Regions from separate parts of the Mus musculus genome. Here region 2 is linked to region 1. Evidence: chromatin loops called from intact Hi-C (ENCODE). Cell type or tissue: left cerebral cortex. All regions are shown on one strand. Each heading gives the region's core, and the rest is flanking DNA. Links, peaks and the distances in the headings are about the cores only. Region 1 overlaps Frem2 (Fras1 related extracellular matrix protein 2). Region 2 holds the start of Trpc4 (transient receptor potential cation channel, subfamily C, member 4).

Region 1 (5,379 bases), core at 304-5,303:
GACTTTGTAGGGCATATGCGCCCCTGCCCAGGGGCTGGCCTAGCTCTTTCCATTTCCTGGTCAACCACCCTGTGAACAGCCCTGTCTCCTGCTTGCTGACACAGCTGGTGGCTCCCCTCCCTCCTTCCACTCACTACCACCCCAGGGCAACCCTTAAGTTTCATCTGTCCGGCATTCAGTCACAGCAATGCAAACATGATTTCCCTTAGTGTTACTAAGATGAAGTGCCCTCTTTGTGAAGAGTGATAGTCTCTCTGTGGCTACAAGGCCTGCTCAGAGTCCACAGTGGAAGTGTAGGTTGTGTGGAGGAGCAGCCTCCCTGGCGAGCTCTGTAGGTCTGCTCTGCCTTGAACTTGACCTCAGTTTCAGGCCTCAGCAGCGTTGCAGGACCATCTTCGATAATGGCAGATGTGGGCCCACAGTGTCTTTCTGGCTTTCTTCCACCCTAGTTTACTAAATAGCTATGTGAGGTGACCCAAGGACAGTTGCGGAGTATCGCTAATATAGTCACAGGCTCAGGGAACAATAGCTGCTCCAAACATAACTTAGAAAAACACATTAGCATTCTGCTGCAAAAACCAAACCACAAAAACAAACCAAACAAAAGCAGCAGGGCAGTGAGAAAAATGTTCAGAATTTAAAAGTCTATAAAATACTTTTCAACTGTTAACTTTCTCAGTGTCAGTGTCATCCGTGGAAAAAATGAGTGCCAATCACATAGAATGGGACAAGTTGCATAATGGATAAAAACATCGCTGGTGACTGCTGAGGTGTGCTGCTTTTGCCTGTTTTCAGTGCAACGTATTCTCTGTGTTTTCAGGCACAAAGCATAGTTGGGCCTGACCCCTCCCTGACAGCCAAATGGGCACATGCACAGAGCAGAGCGCAGGGAGAGAGAGCAAGTCTCAACGGGAGGGTGTTGTCAACATCTACCGCACTCCAGAATCTTAAACAGAATGGGAACTGCAGTCCTGTGCAAGTGTAGCAAAGGAAGGGCCAGGAGCTGCTGTCCCGGCTGCAGCTGGAAAGGCCTCTTTCGAAAATTAACAAAACAAGACATTTTATGTTCCTTTCAGGTTTTCTGCACAGGGTTTCACTGGGAAACCCAGGCTGGTCTCCGACTCACAGCCATCTGCCTACCTGCCTCCTGCGTGTTAGGAAAGGGAGGTACCACCAGGCAGTAAAAATCCTATTTTTAAAATAAAAAATATTAATATCCAGAGTCCAAATGTGCCAGGGAAGAGCAGAGAGATTAGTGGGGGAACCTCTGTTGATAGGGACCTAATGTTCACAGGCCAACAGTCCAGCACAGTTTCTCAGTAGTAATTTCGGAGACAGCCCTTATATTTCTGCCAATGTGTTCCTGCCTCATCGTTCCCCTCCACAAAGCTCTTTTGTGTTTACAGATCCTATTAAGTGGGCGTTTCTCAAAGTGACATCTCTGTGTCATCAAGGGCTTCAGAACTCTACACCAACTATATTTCTGCTTCATATCTTTCCATATTTTATGGTTATAGGAAATGAAATGTGGACATGAATCAAAGTTGAAGATAATTATTTGCCGTTGACTCTTGGTTTTATTGCATAAGACAGAAGTAACCAACTAGGATTTAACATTTAATATTTTAACAAAGAAAACCCACAGAATAGACCTTTCATGTGATGTAGCAGTCAGGAAGGAATTTACAGTGAACCACAGAGCCTTCAAACTCAGTGCACAGTGTCTGATACCTAACAACTCACTGAATACATTTTGCTTATTTATTAAAGTAGCTGTCATGAGTATTTTACACCACTGTTTCAGATGACTTGTCCCCTGGGGATAAATTAGATGCACATCAGCTTATTCTAACCCAGTGACATTTGATTTTATTTCGAATTCACTGGTGATTACTTCCAATTTTGCGAATTTATTTTTTACTGGCGAAAGGTCACACTCATGCACCTTGACACAAATCTGTTGACATGATCTCTTCGTAGCCAAAAATCAGATATCAACATCTCACTAAGATTTTAAATTCATCAAGCTAAATTCGTGCTATGGTTTAATCACTAGAGAAAAATTATAAACACAGGTGAAGTGCTAATTAAACTTACTTATAAATGAAGTTTCTCCCAAGTATCCTCTGCGTGTAAGAACAATATCTAGAAATTTGGAGTCTTCGTTGATCAAGTAATACTCTTTTTCAAAGGAGATCCACGCCCAATTCAGTCGAAAATGCTGGTTGGTTAACCTGTTTCCACCTGGAAAACAAAGAGTGTGAAACCTGCCATTACTGCTTTCCTGAATGAATGGCCTTTAAAAAGTCACAAACTATGCGACTTTGGAAAGAATACTGCTGGATTTAATATGCAACTCCAGGGCACGTGCATGGAGATGGAGCTAACCTCTCAATTGACTGGTAAACATTCCTGGATGATACAATCTTTGAGAAATCCCTCCCTCTTTCAGGATTGGGGGTAGAGTTGGAAAACAGAAAGAAGCATGCAGTAGTCTGAAGCAAAAAAAAAAAAAAAATCATGAAACAAAGAGATGGGGTAGATGTGGGAAGAGTAGGGGGATGAATAAGATCAAAATACCTTGTGTTTATGTATTCTCTCGGTTGATAAAATTATTTATTTAAAAACCACTCACCACAAGGTGCCGCTGGAGAGCAGACTTCTCTATTCAGAGGCCAGCAATGTTCTTAAAAACCACACACAAAAACCTTCACAAATACCTCTTTCTGGTTCACAGAGCAATTGGGTGGAAGGCTTTAATTATAACCACTTAAAGAAAAACAAATATTCTTTCTCCACTCCCCTTCCCACTAGACTCCACTCCAGTCCTGAGAGCAAACAGACAGCCCCTTTCATTGGCTCTCCTCCCACCTTCCCACCAAAATGGAGCTGGCTGCCTCTAGGGAGAAAATGAACCTGGTGCTGGTCTCTATAATGTGAGAGCTATTCTGTTGGGAAAATGAAAGGAGTGTTATCAGCTGACCACTCCACACCTATCCCTCAACTTCCTTTGATCTATGAGGTCCATAAACAAAGGCATCACTAATTCCTTTTAAGTCTCTCTGGAAAAGAGAAAGGGGGTGGGGGTGGGGGAGCCTCAATCACAAACACAGCTACAGGCATAGTTCGAATTCTAGCTTCCTCTCTTTTGAGTTGACACAAAGAAAGCTACAGTAGAGAAATACGAGAGAGGGAGAAATGTCAAGACTCCTGTTGACCGAATGAAAATCTACACAGGGAGAAGCAATCGGGGAAGAGGCACAGGGTCTGTTTCCTCTGAAATATTTAGAAGTAAAAACTACAGACAATTTATGCTGTCGGAGGCTCGCTGAGAATCAAAGGCAACAGATCATGCGGCTGAAGCTGTGAAGGGATTGCTTCCTCATCGTTTGACATTTAACTCACCTCAGCCTCTTCAAAAGTTCCTACAAGACGCACGCAGGAAGCAAAAGGACGCTCTGTTACCTGACCCTGTGAGCCTTCCATGGGAGTTTTGCTCCCAAAGAAGTCAAAATAGATTTGAAAGGAAGCATCGACTATAATAGTTCCCATCATTGCCCCAGACGCAAAACACTCAAGGAGTACTCTATTGTACTACGTCAAAGCACTATCAAACCTTTCAGCCACTACACAGTAGCTACAGGGCTGAGGCTGGAACTACTCGCAGCACTTGCCTGGTGTGTGCAATGGATGTCTGGGTGAATCCCCAGTACTGCTGAGTGGCTGCACCCCACAAAAGTCAATAAACAGGAAACTCTTGACATTGTGATGCAGAAGCAGCAACATGTGCTGTGGACACTGCTATGTCGAAAGAACTGCACACACAAGGTGATTTCATGCTTCAAGGTGATGAGGCTATGGACACTTCTGTCTTTCAGTTCATTTCCAGTTTGTTATTTGTTCGTTTGTTAGTTTGGCTTTTGAGGTGGAGTCTTACTATATAGTGCAAAGCAGCAGATTTTGAACTTGCAATACTCTTACCTCAGTCTCAGGAACACGGGGAAACACCCACCCCCATTCATCTTTTTAGTATTTATTTTAGTACTTTATGTGTATAGGTGTTTTGTACATAAGTATGCATATATCTATGGAACTGGAGTTATAGGAGCTTGTGAGTCACCATGTGGGCGTTAGAAACACCACCATGATCTGTTGCCATGCCACAGGGCCAAAGGATGAGGGCCAGTTATTCGAATCAACCAGAGTAGGCTGTGCTCTTACGATGGTTATCTCAGGCTCTTTGTTACAGCAGAGAAAAGCTGATCTAACCTAGTACATAGGTCATGAATAGCTGGAAAAGTCTGAAGGCTCTGATCTGAGGAACGGGAAAAGAGATGGAAGCAGTAACTACCCGACTTAAGCAGTTCCCATCTGTTCACAGACAGGAATGTCAGTGCGCCATCACTTGCTAAGAAGGGAAACATCCAGCCATATCTAACCCCTTGTTGTTGTGTGTGTGAACTTGTGCAGTGCCCCAAACTACCTGTAAGCACCACCTGCCCAGGAAGCAAGCAACTTCCTGGGATGCTCGGAGTTGTCATTCTTGGAAAACAACAAAGCCTCATGGGAGAGTGTGGTGGCCTACAGGGTTGTTCCTTCTAAATCCTTGCAACACAGGCTCAGGGACATTCTCAGGCCCTGACTAAGGTCCATCTCTTGGTCAGGATTTAATATTTAATGAAGCTTGCTTTGAAGCTGACCCGGAATGGTAGAGTTGGTTTTCCTGGTGAATCTAAGGATTGCTACTTAGCGGCAGGCTTCGCATGCTGCATCGTCTAAAAACCCTCACAGTTCCGCTCGCCTAGACAATGTCTATTTCTCCAAATTTGACAATATTTATACCACTTTACAGCTTGACCGTCTTTCCTGAAATAGTCCAAGAAATATTGATGCCTGCTAAATACTATGCATTGAAGAGTATTGGGTGGTATATATATATATATATATATATATATATATATATATATATATATATATATTGGGTGGTATATATATATATATATATATATATATATATATATATATATATATATATATCACTCTGCCCCACCCCTGAGTGAATCAGGACACCCCAGCAAAAATTAGCACTTGTAAGTCTCTTTGTTGGATTAGCTTTACTCTGCCATCCCTTCCACAGTCTCATTTCCTAAATATACGTTATTCCTTTATCTAATCGTTTTCTGTCTCTTCCCACTCTAACTGCTGGTCTAGAGGGCAGGCAGGCAGTTAATTTTGCTTGTTGTTAGGAAAACAAGCAAGCAAACAACAAACAAACAAACAAACAAAACAAAAAAGAACTCTCTTGTGCCTCATTTACCAGGTCATATGAATTTCTAAATAAGGGTTACCTATCACTTTCAGTACTGAATCCTTTAATTT
Region 2 (5,379 bases), core at 133-5,132, 570 kb after region 1:
GTAATGGCATTCTTCATGAATGCCTCACTATCACAGAAAACCATGACAATGGTCCTTGGCAGAAGTGAGTTTTCCATATCTCTGTGCCTGTAACGTTGTCTCTTTCTTCTTCAGTTTTCAAAGAAAGAACTATACACATTGTAGCTCCTGAAGAGAAAACAGAAACTTTAGAGGTTAAAAATTCCTTTCCTCAAACAACAGTGATCCCAACTTCATGATCTGTTTGAAGTGTGAATAGGCACTAGATGTAACTGCCTTACCGCTGCCATTCCTTGGTTTACTTCCTGTTGCTAATTTCAAGGCAACAGTAACTTCTTCTTTCCTTGAATCAGACACAAACCTAAACTCCAAATAAACAAATCTGCTTGAGTGTAGATTCCTTTGGCCCCACTGACCTGCAGCTTAAGGACTTACAGGTTTCTTCTCACCAGACTGTTTAAATGCCTTACCTTTTTTTTTTTTTTTTTTTTTGTATAATTACCAATCATTTCATGTATCACAAGCACAGCTACGGCAATCCAGACTTGCACACGCTGCTGCTGAGGAGGGTTTGTGGTCCATTGCTCTTCCTTCCAAGGGAACACAGGCTGCTAGGAGCAAACGCCGATGATGCTGGTGTGCGTTTTGTGGTCCTCAAGGTTTTGCTTTTGCTTTCCTTTTTTTTTTTTTTTTTTTTTCTATTTTGTTTTTATTGTGGACTCACATCCACCTTTCTTATGGGAAGAATAACAAATTAGGGAAGACTAGAAAAAATATCTGTCTCTGATATCATGATAAAAAATGGTATCTGCTATGAAGAAGTAAGAGCCCTAAGAGAGCTGTGTGGATGATCTCAAGTGTTGAGTTCCTTTTCAAGCATCCTTAAACCTGTCTTAAGGACCTACACTCATGACAGCCTGTATTTTAGCAGAAACACTTCTTCAACCAATGTCTGCTCCAGGTTTGGTTTTTATACATTTACTGATCATTAAGAAAAACAGGTTTTGTGAAATTTTTTTTTAAAGAAGTAGTTTCAGTTGTACCACGCCAAACAGATGTCGATGTGTGTTTTTCTTCTTTTCTTCTTCAGTAGAAAGTAGGTTTAGATTTATTGTAAAGTTCATCTCCATGTCTACCGAGTGATGTGTTTTGCATATTTTATAAAATCCAGTGTTTAATGCTAAGACAAGAAAACTACCTTTGAAAGATGTTGACACACATTTATGGAGATCTGTAGAGGGATTCGGGGTAGGGATGGAGTTCTTCTGTTGCTCATCCAGTTTTCTGGTACAGGTTTGTTTGGTGTACTGTAAAGGCCTCGGTATTTTGTGGGACGGACTGTGGGCTGTGCTCTCTCAAAATCACTCTAGGGGTCATGCTGACCTATGAGAGGAGCAGTTAGCTCAGGAGAAAGAAAACTTGACAACTACAAACAGCATTTTGAAAAGAACAACAAAACAAAACCTTCACTCCAAAGAGTACACTCCAAAGTCAACAAAGCCTCCTTACTCTGCAATTACCCTTAAAAAACAAAAACAAAAAAACGAAACGGAAAAAAAAAAAAACCCACCTCACTCATCTGACGTTCAGAAACGCAGAGTGAGCCTGAGTCTATTAAATCTTGCTGCTGGGATGCTTACAGGCGATGGGGGGAGCTCACAACCGCCTGTGCTCTGAAAAAGAAACCCGAGAAGTGAAGGTAGGAGGGGGCTGAAGCCTTTTGGCAAACGCACTGCTAAGTTTGTCCCTTGGTCTTGAGATCACGAACAATAAAGGTGTGGCAAGTTACATGAACTTTTCCACCTCTGTACTTGGATCTTATTTTTGTGTATGAATACTACACCAAGAGATAAGCTGTATCTGGAAGCTCAAGATTAGAGTTAGAGATGCTGAGTCCGGTGGCAGACACCGTCGTTCACCAACATGCCCACCTGCAGCCACCAGGACCTCCAGCTCCTACGCTGGCCCATAATTTGGGATTAAATACGTGGGAATCTTGATTGCCAGTTGTTTAGAGGGAGCCAGGTAGGAGTGGATGGGATGCTGGGGGCTTATCATTTATTTATTGCCACTGTCTGGATTGTTGATGGTAGTGGCAAGCACATCCCTGCACTAGCAAGGCAAGTGTGACACCTTGAGGACAGGGAAGGGGGTGCCAGGAGTCCAGGGCGGCTACAAGAGTTGCCAGGGCTGGGTAGGGGGAGAGACAATTTGTTCCAATCCTTTGACCAGCTGCTTAGTATGGTTGGAGCAGGGCTTTCCAGGGTTGGGTTCGGTTGACAAGTGAAGTTTTGCATTTCTCCTGGGCTACACCAAGCCCTGATCTGTGTATGCCAAACACCCAAGACCTCCGGGTCTGTCCTGACCACCACTTAGCTGAGTGACAAGCAGACATATGGCGAGCCACCCTGCTTGCTGACTGACCTGGAGAGATGCTCCCGGGTGGCGCGTTGAGGTGTTTGTGGGTCCTTTATACCCGCTCCTAGGGAGGTGCGTGGGATGCGCATCCATTCGGGCAGACCCAGGATGGGTGGGGGCGGTCCTCCAGGCTGCTCTTTGGCCACCTTGGGAACGCAACTTTTCCGGGGGTATAGGTGGGGAGAGCATCAGTGCCTGGTGGGCGAGGCTGTCGTCCTGGGCACCCCGCCCCCTCCTGGGCTGCCCCTCCCCCGCGCCCCTGCTCTGGCTCTCCAGCATCCTCACTCCGCCCAGTTCTGTGCCAGCTGCGTGGGCTCTGGTTTCGTGCGGGTTTTTTTCCCCCTTGGAATGCTCCAAAAAACTCGGTAGCGACTACGGAAACCCCATCGGAACTGACCAGCTGCGCTAGCACCAGGCACAGCACTGGTGCTGCGCGCTCGCCGAGCCCACCTCGGTCACTTCAACCACCAGATTGCAACTTTGCGGGTAAGAGAGGGTGCAGGCTCCGCGCTCCAGACGCGGGCCTCACATCTGGGATACTGATTAAGTTTCCTAAGCCGACTGGGAAGCAGGCTCCCTGCTAGGAGGCGGGTATCCCTGGGGGCTTACGCGAGTCACCAGGGTGCAGCAGCTTTTTAAGGTTCTTCTTCTTTTTAAAAAGGTTGCTTTTTTAAGGTTCGGGGAAAGATTTTCGCGAAGCTTTCTTTGGATGACCTGGGATAAGGGGGAGTTTGGGGGTGCTTCCAGGCTCTCTCTGTATCGCGTTGTGAGGCAGGGGTGAGGACGAAGAGCGAACCCCCGGTGTGATTTACATGGTAAACAAAGGATCAGCCCTTATCCCCGCGGTGCTGGGGAGCTCGGTGCTTGTGTACAACCTCCCGTGCGCGTTTGGACGTTTGGAGAGGATGGAAATGACATGGTCCTTGGGCACGTAAGGTGAGCTCTATGACTCTCCAACGAGCTGAGGGCACGAAGGGAGGACAGCGACCGCTGTTCAGTGGGTTCATTCCCCTCTGCGTCATTTTCCTCTGTCAAGCAGCAAAAGCACTTTTAAGCTTGTGGTTGGACCAGGTTTGGGGGTTCCTAGTTCGCTTGGCAACTGAGATTCCAGCTGAACCAGTGACTCTGCTTGCTACTTGAGTAGATAGCTTGAATCCATGGCGCAACTTGTTGTTTCCAGCTGCGAACTGCCTTTTGTGACTCCAGAGAGAGACAGAGAAAGATAGAGACATGAGGGTGGAGGTGAGCTGGGCAGAGGGACCAAAGACCATGTGTCCAGTGTTCTCCAGCCACTGTGGTGTATCCCTGCCCACTGCGGTTTTTCCCAGGGGAGCATTATCATTAAATACCGCTGGCTGCTATAAAAGGTTATCAAGTTACTTACGGAGGGAGTAAGCTACTAAGCCAAACGAGTGGGAAGAGAGAGAAAACGCTGTCACTGTGCCTTTAAAATGAAATCTTCGAACAGATTTGTAAAACTGTGATAAAATAAACCACCGAGGTTCATAGGCTCGCTGGCTTTTCTCTCGTAGTCATCACAATGCAAAGTACTTAAAAATTCTTTAGGAAGAATAAAAGATTTAGCAGAGGATTTTTTTTTAAAGACTCAGACACCGAGAGTAGGAGTTGGCGGTTATGTTAACGGTGTTACGATTTGCTATTTAAAGTTATATTTGTAACGCCTACTTCTGTTCATCTGGACAGTAAACCAGGAAACATCCAGCTCTTAAGAGAAACAAAGTAGTAAGATATAGGGGTAATCCTGTCCGAAACTCAGAATTAGGATCAAAATTGAATTTAACGTGGGTAAAGTGAATGAAGGTCTTTACAATCTCTGCAAATCAATGCTGTGGTTAACCAGGATCAATCAGTCAGCCCGGGCAAGGTAAATGGGCATCAAAGGATATATGAATAACTTGGATTAAAAAGGGTAGCAAGGAGAGGGAGGGAGAGTGCATGTGCACGGTTTCAGAGAAAGACTGCAAGGAGCAGCTTTGCCTTGCCTGAACTTTGATCTGAATCTTTACACTGACTGGTGGGAGGAGGAGGAAGGATAGACTTAAGCCAAGAAAGGCAAAGGGGCCAAAAACCTACAGGTTGGTGAAAGAGAGACATCAGAGTTGCCCATGGTCCTCTGAGGGGATATATCACGAGGAAAAGATTTGCAAGTGTGAACTTAGAAAAGTTTATCAGTGTGATCTGGAAGGAGCATTCATCAGAAGCATCAGGTATCAAAGCTGGACAGGAAACAAACATCTCTTAGCTGAAGCTGCCACGCATTGATAGCTTTTGTAAGAATCTCTGATCTTAAGAAATGAAGCACATCTCAGTTTTCTTCTTTTCAGTCATTCTCAGAGATATGAGAGGGACTAGATTTATAAGGCTTCCATGTTTTAAATAATCTTATATTATTCATATTTGTGTTGCATTTATTTCTAGACAGCCAAGATGAAAAGAGCCGACGGGATGTGTAAAGTGGCTGTTTCAAAGAACCAAACAGTCTCGGGATAGATAGCTTTTCACAGAGTAGAACCTGAATCAGTTCATATTTTATAGAGGCTTGGAACCATGAAAACTGTCCGCCTATCCTTTCTGTTTAGTGGACCTTTGAAGGTCATTCTTGTTTAGTGTATGTGCTTCAAACTCCAAGAACCGCATCTAACCAAAGAGCTAAAAACCTGTCTGGTTAAGCATCCACACCCAGAGGACAGAAACGCATCATGGTTCATAACCTATTGTGTCATTTCATGCTATAATGGATATATAAGGCCAATGGGCTGTTTTTCAGTGCTCTGTGATCCTGTCTACTGGTATTTGCCTGAAGTACATGGCACTAAAACCTGACTTGCAGTAACTGGCCTTAAAAATCATTGTTCCTGAACTGAAGATGATAAGCAGAAACTACACACACACACACATGTTGCATTTTGATACCATCATTTTTTATGATACAAAATAATAAACCTTTCTGCTCATCCAGGC

Evidence for each region. Peaks named below come from ENCODE experiments on the same cell type or tissue, not always from the same donor. Only the 100,000 strongest peaks of a DNase experiment are listed, where the experiment ranks them.
Region 2: it touches region 1 in a loop (2.4-fold over the local background); 5 of 42 quality-filtered maps call a loop at or near these places.

Annotation. Positions count from the first base shown.
Region 1 is chr3:53,587,618-53,592,996 of GRCm38, forward strand. It overlaps Frem2 (Fras1 related extracellular matrix protein 2), which reads right to left. Exons shown (of 24, transcript NM_172862.3): 3 at 2,098-2,244. Among named protein-coding and RNA genes, the nearest start is that of Frem2, 67 kb to the right of the region's middle. In left cerebral cortex, for the core only: a CTCF peak has its summit at 2,638 (motif pointing right); a DNase peak (open chromatin) is centred at 2,668.
Region 2 is chr3:54,153,377-54,158,755 of GRCm38, forward strand. It overlaps Trpc4 (transient receptor potential cation channel, subfamily C, member 4), which reads left to right and starts at 2,681. Exons shown (of 11, transcript NM_016984.3): 1 at 2,681-2,883. In left cerebral cortex, for the core only: CTCF peaks have their summits at 1,591 and 2,121; DNase peaks (open chromatin) are centred at 1,671, 2,107, 2,421, 2,707 and 4 more places; H3K4me3 peaks cover 3,685 bases; H3K27ac peaks cover 2,438 bases.